Linked DNA regions of Homo sapiens: region 1 is linked to region 2. A link is a contact called in ENCODE Hi-C or POLR2A ChIA-PET data. All regions are on one chromosome and are shown on one strand. The core of a region is the stretch at or near the end of the contact, and the rest is flanking DNA. Distances in the headings are between cores, read along the strand shown. Region 1 overlaps CUX1 (cut like homeobox 1). Region 2 has its middle 21 kb from the start of CUX1.

Evidence for each region. Hi-C counts contacts between places; a loop is a spot of excess contacts on that map. ChIA-PET counts read pairs that join two places held with the same protein, here RNA polymerase II (POLR2A).
Region 1: a loop to region 2 is called in a map of OCI-LY7, with 3 times the contacts of the local background. The contact joins two enhancer-like sites. A Hi-C loop is called at or near these places in 1 of 168 maps with a recorded cell type or tissue (OCI-LY7). POLR2A ChIA-PET finds 5 or more read pairs at or near these places in 1 of 52 experiments (OCI-LY7).

Annotation. Positions count from the first base shown.
Region 1 is chr7:101,988,927-101,993,510 of GRCh38, reverse strand. The region is part of intron 2 of CUX1 (cut like homeobox 1); the gene reads right to left. Among named protein-coding and RNA genes, the nearest start is that of CUX1, 170 kb to the right of the region's middle. RefSeq lists enhancers at 2,225-2,284, 3,824-3,873, 3,769-4,578. Within about 2 kb of position 2,555, at least 5 of the 41 ENCODE cell types and tissues checked have a DNase peak (open chromatin) inside an H3K27ac peak, as active enhancers do; they include OCI-LY7, where a contact is called at or near this core.
Region 2 is chr7:101,794,501-101,799,203 of GRCh38, reverse strand. No RefSeq gene overlaps it. Among named protein-coding and RNA genes, the nearest start is that of CUX1, 21 kb to the left of the region's middle. Within about 2 kb of position 2,228, at least 2 of the 41 ENCODE cell types and tissues checked have a DNase peak (open chromatin) inside an H3K27ac peak, as active enhancers do; they include OCI-LY7, where a contact is called at or near this core.

The sequences.
Region 1 (4,584 bases), core at 1,306-3,805, 190 kb before region 2:
AAGGTAAGTGCTCCCCTGGGAGGCCTGAGCCACCCCCAGAGGATCCTGCATACTCCCACCCCCCATCAGAGCAGCTGCAGCTCTCTCTGACTCCATTTCTCTGATGGTGCGGCTGCTGGAGGCCTGTGGCCATCTCCAGCACGCCTTGTTATCTTATTTATTTATTTATTTATTTATTTTTGAGACGGAGTCACACTCTGTCACCCAGGCTGGAGTGCAATGGTGCAACCTCGGCTCACTGCAACCTCTACCTCCCGGGTTCAAGCGATTCTCCTGCCTCAGCCTCACGAGTAACTAGGATTACTGGTACCCACCACACACCCGGCTAACTTTTGTATTTTTTAGTAGAGACGGGGTTTTGCCATGTTGGTCAGGCTGGTCTTGAACTCCTGACCTAAGGTGATCCTCCTGCTTTGGCCTCTCAAAGTGCTGGGATTACAGGCATGAACCACAACGCCTGGCCCAAGCCCTTCTTTTTATAAAGGCAAAGAGTGGACCCTCCCGCCCAGGCCACCTAGTCGGCCACCCAGAGCTAGGCATGACCAGCAGCAGAATGACCAGGGCCCCCTCGGGGTGGCCAGAGGCTCCCTAAGTCTGGAGACTGTGTCACAGACGTATTATTCCCTATTGCAAATGGAACTAGATTGTTGTCTAATAGCAGGTAATTACCATGAACAACAATAAAAAAACTCCAAATAATCCGGCGGGGCGGGGGTTGGAGGGGGGCGGCGGGGGCGGAAATCAAAGCTCTGGTGGCCTCACACCCCAAATTGCACCCCTGCTAACAGTATGGCACATCATCTTCCAGAAGCCACCACAATGGCCAGACTTCTGCTCACTGGTACCTGAGCTTCTCTAACCAAACTGAAATAAGATCTAAATCAGTATCACCCTCTGGGTAATACGGCTGATTGGGAAGGATGTTTTTCTTTATCTTACAAACATGTACTGACCCCTCCCCCACCCAACTTGCTGGGCATGGGGCACGTAGGGTGTGGCCCAGGACTTGGGAGCTCCATCACCCACGGGTGGGCATCTGTGGTGAGGTAACAGTCTCGTTAGCTGACACCTCCCTTCTATGCACACCAGTCTCCCCAATCAAAAAAGAAACAGAGTGGAGTTTAAGTTGGCCACTTTCAACCTTTTTTTGTAGTTTTAACTGCAGAAGGCCATTTTCAAATAAAATTTTACAGGGATGCACAATACTGCTGAGCAGGTAAAAACAGGGTCGCACTGGTTGAAGATGGGAGGGGGTGGGTTTTAGGTTGCCCCCCAACCCCGTCCCACTTTCCCCTGTGCTTTAAGGAGCTCAGTAGGAAAGCTCTGGCTAGAAGAAGTGCACCCCCCTCCAAGCCTCTTTCTACCCTGACTTTCTGTGACTGTAGCCACACTTACCTGATTATACAGTCCACAACTCTAAGATGTGACCTTGGCCACTTGGCCCATGTAAACAAAGTCTAGATTAACCTACTGATACATATTTTTGAAACGGAATCTCACTATGTTGCCCAAGTTGGTCTCGGACTCCTGGGCTCAAGAGATGCTCCTGCCTCCCCCAAGGAGCTGGGACTCCAGGCATGTGCCACCATGCCCTGCTAATTTTTTATTTTTTGTAGAGATGAGGTCTTGCTATGTTGCCCAGACTGGTCTTGAACTCCTGAACTCAAGTGATCCTCCAGCCTCCTGAGTGGCTGGGACTATAGGTGTGTGCATGGTGCCTGGCTACTAACTGATTTTTTTTTTTTTTTTTTTGAGATGAAGTCTCACTCTGTTCCCCAGGCTGAAGTGCAGTGGCGCGATCTCAGCTCACTGCAACCTCTGCCTCCCGGGTTCAAGTGATTCTCCTGCCTCAGCCTCCCGAGTAGCTGGGATTACAGGTGCACACCACCACGTCCAGCTAATTTTGGTATTTTTAGTAGAGACAGGGTTTGGCCATATTGGCCAGGTGGGTCTGGAACTCCTGACCTCAAGTGATCCACCCCCCTCGGTCACCCAAAGTGCTGTGATTACAGGCATGAGCCACCACACCCGGCCCCAACTGATATTTTTAAAAGAAGCAGACATCACAGAAATAAAAATCCAATACATAGGCTAGATGGCTATGAATTCTAGCGGAAGTTGGTCAACAAAACAGAGACATGACTTGAATCCCATAAAGATACACACACACATCTGCTACGCGCCCTGGCTTCTCTTGCCCACATTTTAGCTGGTGTCCCAGAACTCATCCGCTATGCTGCCCACGACGGTGGTGGTGTAGGGGGACCTACAAAGCTTCGTTTCAAACACTGCTTGTGTTTTGACAGCCTTTTTCTTTTTTACGGTATTTTTAAAGAAGTGAAACTAGAAGTACTGGATCTCATAAGCCACCCGGGGGAAGCGTTCCCCTTCTGAACCTGTGGGTGCGGGGCTAGGGACAGATGCTGCCTCAGTAGCAGCACCTAGCTGACCTGACAAGCCACCTGTATCTATGGGCGCTGGTTCAAATCCCAGGGGAGGTTTAAAAAGCGTTGATGAGACTCCGTAAAGATGCGGAAATACATATCTGAGAGGAAAAGAGCATTTCAAAACCCTCCTGTGGCTTTTATCCTATGGCACTTTACCCCCAGGGACCTGAGCGGCGCTGTGAGTTGCAGGTGCAAAGGGCTCAGAGCCAGGGGAGAATCACAGAAGACACAGAGCCCAGCAGTCCTCCCTGACCACGGAAGGGGATGTAGGAGAACCCTGGGCTCATGGCACTGACATTTAGCAGCCACTGTATGTTTTGGTCTTGTCTCAAGAGTGTTTTCCCCATTTATCCCATGTACTTTTTTGTTTTAAAGAGATGGGGTCTGGGCCAGGCGCGGTGACTCACACCTGTAATCCCAGCACTTTGGGAGGCCGAGGTGGGAGCGTCACTTGAAGTCAGGAGTTCACGATCAGCCTGGCCAACATGGTGAAACCCCATCTCTACTAAAAATACAGAAATTAGCCAGACATGGTGGTGGGCACTTGTAATCCCAGCTACTTGGGAGGCTGAGGCAGGAGAATCGCTTGAACCCAGGAGGCGGAGGTTGCAGTGAACCAAGATCTCACCACTGCACTCCAGCCTGGGTGAGATTCCATCTCAAAAAAACAAAACAAACAAACAAACAAACAAACAAACAAAAGAGATGGGGTCTGGCTCTGTTGCCCAGTCTGGAATGCAGTGGCACAATCATAGCTCACTACTGCCTTGAACTCCAGGGCTCAAGCAATCCTTTTGCCTCAGCTTCCCAAATAACTTCATCTACGGGGACTACCACGCCCAGCTAATTTAAACCTTTTTTTTTTCCTTAAGAGATGGGGTCTTACCATGTTGTCCAGGCTGGTCTCAAAATCCCGGGTTCAAGAGATCATCTTGCCTCTGCCTCTCAAGTAGCTGGAATTACAGGTGTGAGCCACTGCACCCGCCCATGCCTCTTATTTGCATGCAGATGCTATTCTGACATGAAACCTTTCACTCAAATATTTCTCTACAATGGAGTCTCTCCACAGTCGGGCCATGGCTCCACTGTGGTGAGGCTATCAATTCATTTAAAGTGGTTTCCCACAGCAAAAGCTGCACCTGCGTGCAAGCGATGCCCACACCGAGCGTGTACGGACAGACTTTGAGTGTCTTCTATCAGGCGGGTTCCTGCTCCAGGCCCACCTTGTCCATGAGGCTAACCCAGGGCTGACCTTAGCATGTGCCCACTCTTCTGTACACCCAGAATCCAAGGGGTGGGAAGGACGGGGGTAGGAGCAGGAAATAAGTGTGTGGCCCAGCTGGAGGAGATGGTGTTGGGGTCAGAACACCTGTACCACCTTCAAAATTCCCCCAAACTCCCTGCAAAAGCCCCGGTGAGAATCTCACCAGTCTCAGCTTCCATCCAATGACAGGGCTGAGCTCTCCACCTCCATGGTGTCTTCGAGCTCTTAAATGCCAGGGCCTTACATTAAAATTCACACCAGAGCACAGTGAAGCAACAGAACGCTCCACTCGGGTTTGAATTTGGGCTCCGGGACCTTCCATGGGGGCTTACAGACTTTCCTAACATTTCCCATCTGAGAAATCCAGGGATTATTAACCTACCCCAGCAGGATGCTAGAGGCTGAGATGAAATCACGGCTGGCCAGTGCGGCACGCCGAGCCTCGGCACACGGTCAGCCACGCCTGCTATTTCGATTGTTATCACTGGTCGGCGCAGACATCGTTCCAGGCGAGGTGCCATTGGGGACACGTGGAACCAGATACCACCTGAGGTCTCCGGTTCTGCAGCTGGGTGGAGGACGGAGGCCTGCATGCTACAGAGTCGGGCAGGATGAGGTGACGTCGGTGCTGGGGGAATAGGAAGGAAGGGGGCTGAGGGCTGGGAAGGTTCATGGAGGGGCAGGCCCCTGAGCCGAGCCTTGGAGGAGGAGCAGAATCTGATGGAATGAGGAAGCCTTGCTTCCAGTAGGAAATCTGAGTGTCCTTCCCCTACAAATATTATTATTATTATTATTATTTTTTTTTTGAGACAGGATCTCACCCTGTTTCCCAGGCTGGAATGGCACGATTATAGCTTACTGCAGCCTCAACCT
Region 2 (4,703 bases), core at 979-3,478:
CTTGCCTCAGCCTCCTGAGTAGCTGGGACTACAGGTGCATGCCCAGCTATTAAAAAAAAAACAAAAAAAAAAACCTTTTTTTTTTTTTTTGAGACAGAGTCTTGCTCTGTTGTCCAGCCTGGAGTGCAATGGCTCGATCTTGGCTCACTGCAACCTCTGTCTGCCGGGTTCAAGCAATCCTTCTGCCTCAGCCTCCCGAGTAGCTGGGACTACAGGCAAGCACCACCATGCCAATCTAGTTTTTTATATTTTTAGTACAGATGGGGTTTCACCATGCTGGCCAGGCTGGTCTCGAACTCCTGACCTCAAGTGATCTGCCTGCCTCGGCCTCCCAAAGTGCTGGGATTACAGGCGTGAGCCACCGTGGCCAACCAAAAACAATCTTTATAGTGATGGGGTCTTGCTATATTGCCCAAGCTGGCCTCAAACTCCTGGACTCAAGCAATCCTCCCAAAGTGTTGGGATTACAGGCGTAAGCCACCACAGCCAGCCTCCTAGTCCCTTCTTAACTTCTCTTAAATCGTCCCTGTTTGATTCTGTTTCCTGCTAGTCCCCTGACGGATACAGCAGGAATTAAAAAATATATATTTAACTTGTACATAAGTGAATGGAAATGAATAAAGAAAACATGTACACAACTTAGCAAAGTAGGATTCAGTTGGGAGCTGGTTCACTTTTCCCTGTTGTTAGTATGCATAATACCACACTTTTCTTTCTTTCTTTTTTTTTTTTTTTTTTGAGACAGCGTCTCGCTTCATCGCCCAGGCTGGAGTGCAGTGCAGTGGCGTGATCTCAGCTCACTGCTACCTCCACCTCCCGGGCTCAAGCAATTCTCTTGCCTCAGCCTCCTGAGTAGCTGGACTACAGGTGCGCCACCACGCCTGGCTGATTTTTTGCATTTTAGTTGAGACGTGATTTCATCATGTTGCCCAGGGTGGTCTTGAACTCCTGAGCTCAGGCGATCCACCCCCCTCGGCCTCTCAAAGTGCTAGGATTACAGGCATGAACCACCACACCCAGCCTAGTATGCATAATACCATAATTTTTTTAAAAAATTTTAAGTTCTGGGATACATGTGCAGAAAGTGCAGGTTTGCTATATAGGTATACATGTGCCATGGTGGTTTGCTGCACCTATCGACCTGTCATCTAGGTTTTAAGCCCCGCATGCATTAGACATCTGTCCTAATGTTCTCTCTCTCCTTGCCCCCCCACCCCCCAACAGGCCCCGGTGTGTGATGTTCCCCTCCCTGTGTCCATGTGTTCTCATTGTTCAACTCCCACTTATGAGGGAGAACATGCGGTGTTTGGTTTTCTGTTCCCGTGTTAGTTTGCTGAGAATGACGGCTTCCAGCTTCATCCATGTCCCTGCAAAGGACATTAACTCATTCTTTCTTTCTTTATTTTTTTTTTGAGATGGAGTTTCTCTCTTGTTGCCCAGGCTGGAGTGCAGTGGTGCCATCTCGGCTCACTGCAACCTCTGCCTCCGAGGTTCAAGTGATTCTCCTGCCTCAGCCTCCCAAGTAGCTGGGATTAATTACATGCATGCACCACTATGCCTGGCTAATTTTGTATTTTTAGTGGAGGCGAGGTTTTAGCATGTTGGTCAGGCTGGTGTCAAACTCCTGACCTCAGGTGATCCACCTGCCTCAGCCTCCCAGAGTGCTGGGATTACAGGGGTGAGCCACTGTGCCCGGCCAAACTCATTCTTTTTTATGGCTGCATAGTATTCCATGGTGGCGTAATACCATAATTCTAATGCATCCCTGATTTAGTTCTTTTTCTGCTAACCTCTAAACACAGGGAGGCAGGCACCAAGCCTGTCTTCCTCCTTTCTCATTCTTTTGACTTCAGGGCCAGGCTGTGTCAATAAAGATGTGTAGAATGAATGAAGGCATTCCTGGCTGATTGTATGCAATGACAACATCTCTTGCTGGGTCTGAGGCCGAAGTCCTTTGCTGTTCTGATCTGAGAGCATTTAGCTCTGAGGATCAAGTGAGAAGCCTCAAAGGCCATGTGCTCAAAGCGTAGAACAGTCTGACCCCTGTTTCCTGCAACAGACAGGGGCGAGTTAAAGGTGATACACTCTCTTGCAAACGGCTCACGGGGTGTCCTGGGAACTCTCATGGGGAGACGTGGAGTTTCTGGTGTGGGTGAAGATTGGGAAAGACATTTGCAAAGTGAGGACCAACAGAGGCCGAGGGCTGGAAAGAACAGGCTTTCATCATTGTCAGGGAACTGTGACAGAGAGAAGCAAGCCCAGGAAACGAGTTGGGTAACCTTCAGCTTCTCCATTACTTTTTTTTTTTTTCTTTGAGACAGAGTCTCGCTCTGTCACCCAGGCTGGAGTGCAGTGGCGCGATCTCGGCTCACTGCGAGCTCCACCTCTCGGGTTCACGCCATTCTCCTGCCTCGGCCTCCTGAGCAGCTGGGACTACAAGTGTCTGCCACACACCTGGCTAATTTTTGTGTATTTTTGGTAGAGACGGGGTTTCACCGTGTTAGCCAGGATGGCTTTTTTTTTTTTTTTTTTTTTTGAGATGGAGTCTCGCTCTGTCACCAGGCTGGAGTGCAGTGGCACAATCTCAGCTCACTGCAACCTCCGCCTCCTGGGTTCAAGAGATTCTCCTGCCTCAGCCTCCCAAGTAGCTGGGATTACAGATGCCCGCCACCACGCCCGGCCAATTTTTCTATTTTTAGTAGAGAGGGGTTTCACCATGTTGGCCAGGGTGGTCTCGAACTCCTGATCTCATAATCCGCCTGCCTCGGCCTCCCAATCTGCATTACTTTTATTAATAACACTTAGCCTTGAAGCATGGATCTGGAGACAGGCATGTGAAGGCATCCAGTTTGCAGAAAGAACTTGGTCAAGTTTGACTTCAACAATTTCTCTTGGAGGAAAAAAAAAAAGCAGCAGCTCTGAACTCCAGTGGGATTTCCTGCACCTTAAATCTTGGGCATCGAGATCGCCTGGGTATGGTCATCACTAAAAGGACAATGGTAGGGTATTGGAAGTAAGTAGCATAGGCCAGATGGGGTGACTAATGCCTGTAATCCCAGCACTTTGGGAGGCCAAGGCTGGTGGATCACCTGAGGTCAGGAGTTCAAGAGCAACCTGGGCAACATGATGAAACCCCATCTCTACTAAAAATACAAAAATTAGCTGGGCATGGTGGCGGGCACCCGTAATCCCAGCTACGTAGGAGGTTGAGGTATTGCTTGAACTGGGAGGTAGAGGTTGCAGTGAGCCGAGATCACGCCATTGCACTCCAACCTGGGTGACAAGAGCAAAACTCTGTCTCAAAATAAATAAACATATAAATAATAAAATGTCTGCTATAGTGTTTGGCACAGAATAGATGCTCAAATTTTGGGGAGCTAGGACTTATCATTCTGGTTCCACTTTGGTATCATTAGTCTGCTCATGGTGTGTTTAGGCCACCTCAAGTCCTCTGGCCAGACTCTTAAAGGAGGCCAGCCTCCATGGGCTCACACCTTGGTGAAGGCGGCATCCCCCACCAGGCATAGGTAAGTATGGACTTCTCCTCCAGGCTAGGCTGTGCTGTGCTAGGCCAGGCAACCCTGACATGCGTGGTATTAGGTGGGGCCGGAAAAAAGGGGCTTAAGAAGGTGATGCAGGGCTGGGTGCAATGTAATCCCAGCACTTTGGGAGGCCGAGGCAGAAGGATCACAGGGTCAAGAGATCGAGACCATCCTGGCCAACATGGTGAAACCCCATGTCTACTAAAAATACAAAAATTAGCTGGGTGTGGTGGCATGTGCCTGTAGTCCCAGCTACTCGGGAGGCTGAGGCAGGAGAATTGCTTGAACTTGGGAGGTGGAGGTTGCAGTGAGCTGAGATCACGCCATTGCATTCCAGCCTGGGTGACAGAGTGAGACTCCGTCTCAAAAAAAAACAAAAAATGATGATACAGAAATCAGGTCCGTAAAGCCCAGTTTCTGCCTTGGGCAGCTTCTAGGTCATGGATGGTGGAGAGATGATAGAAGTGGACACCACGTGACTGGACCCTCACTGTGCATCAGAAAGAGGGAAAGATTGGGAACGACAGCCCAGACCCTTCTGCTTTTCTTTTTTTCTTTTTTTAGATGGAGTCTTGCTCTGTCGCCCAGGCTGGAGTGCAGTGGCGCAATCTCGGCTCACTGCAAGCTCCACCTCCCGGGTTCACACCATTCTCCTGCCTCAGTCTCCTGAGTAGCTGGGACTACAGGCACCCGCCACCACGCCCGGCTAATTTTTTGTATTTTTAGTAGAGACGGGGTTTCGCTGTGTTAGCCAGGATGGTCTCAATCTCCTGACCTCATGATCCGCCCACCTCAGCCTCCCAAAGTGCTGGGATTACAGGCGTGAGCCACTGCACCTGGCCTTCTTTTTCTTTTTTAGAGAAAAAGGTCTTGCTTTGTTGCCCAGGCTGGAGTGCAGTGGTGCGACCATAACTCACTGTACCCTCAAACTCCTGGGCTCAAGGGATCCTCCCATCTCAGCCTCCCAAGTAGCTGGGACTACAGGCACATGCCACCACTCCTGGATAAATTTTTTTTTTTTTAATAGAGATGAGGTCTCACTATGTTGCCTGGGCTTGTTTCAAACTCCTGGCCTCAAGTGATCTGCGGCCTCCCAGAGCACTAGGATTATGGGTGTGAGCCACCGCTCCCAACCTGCTTCTGCTTTTCATTTCCCTTCAT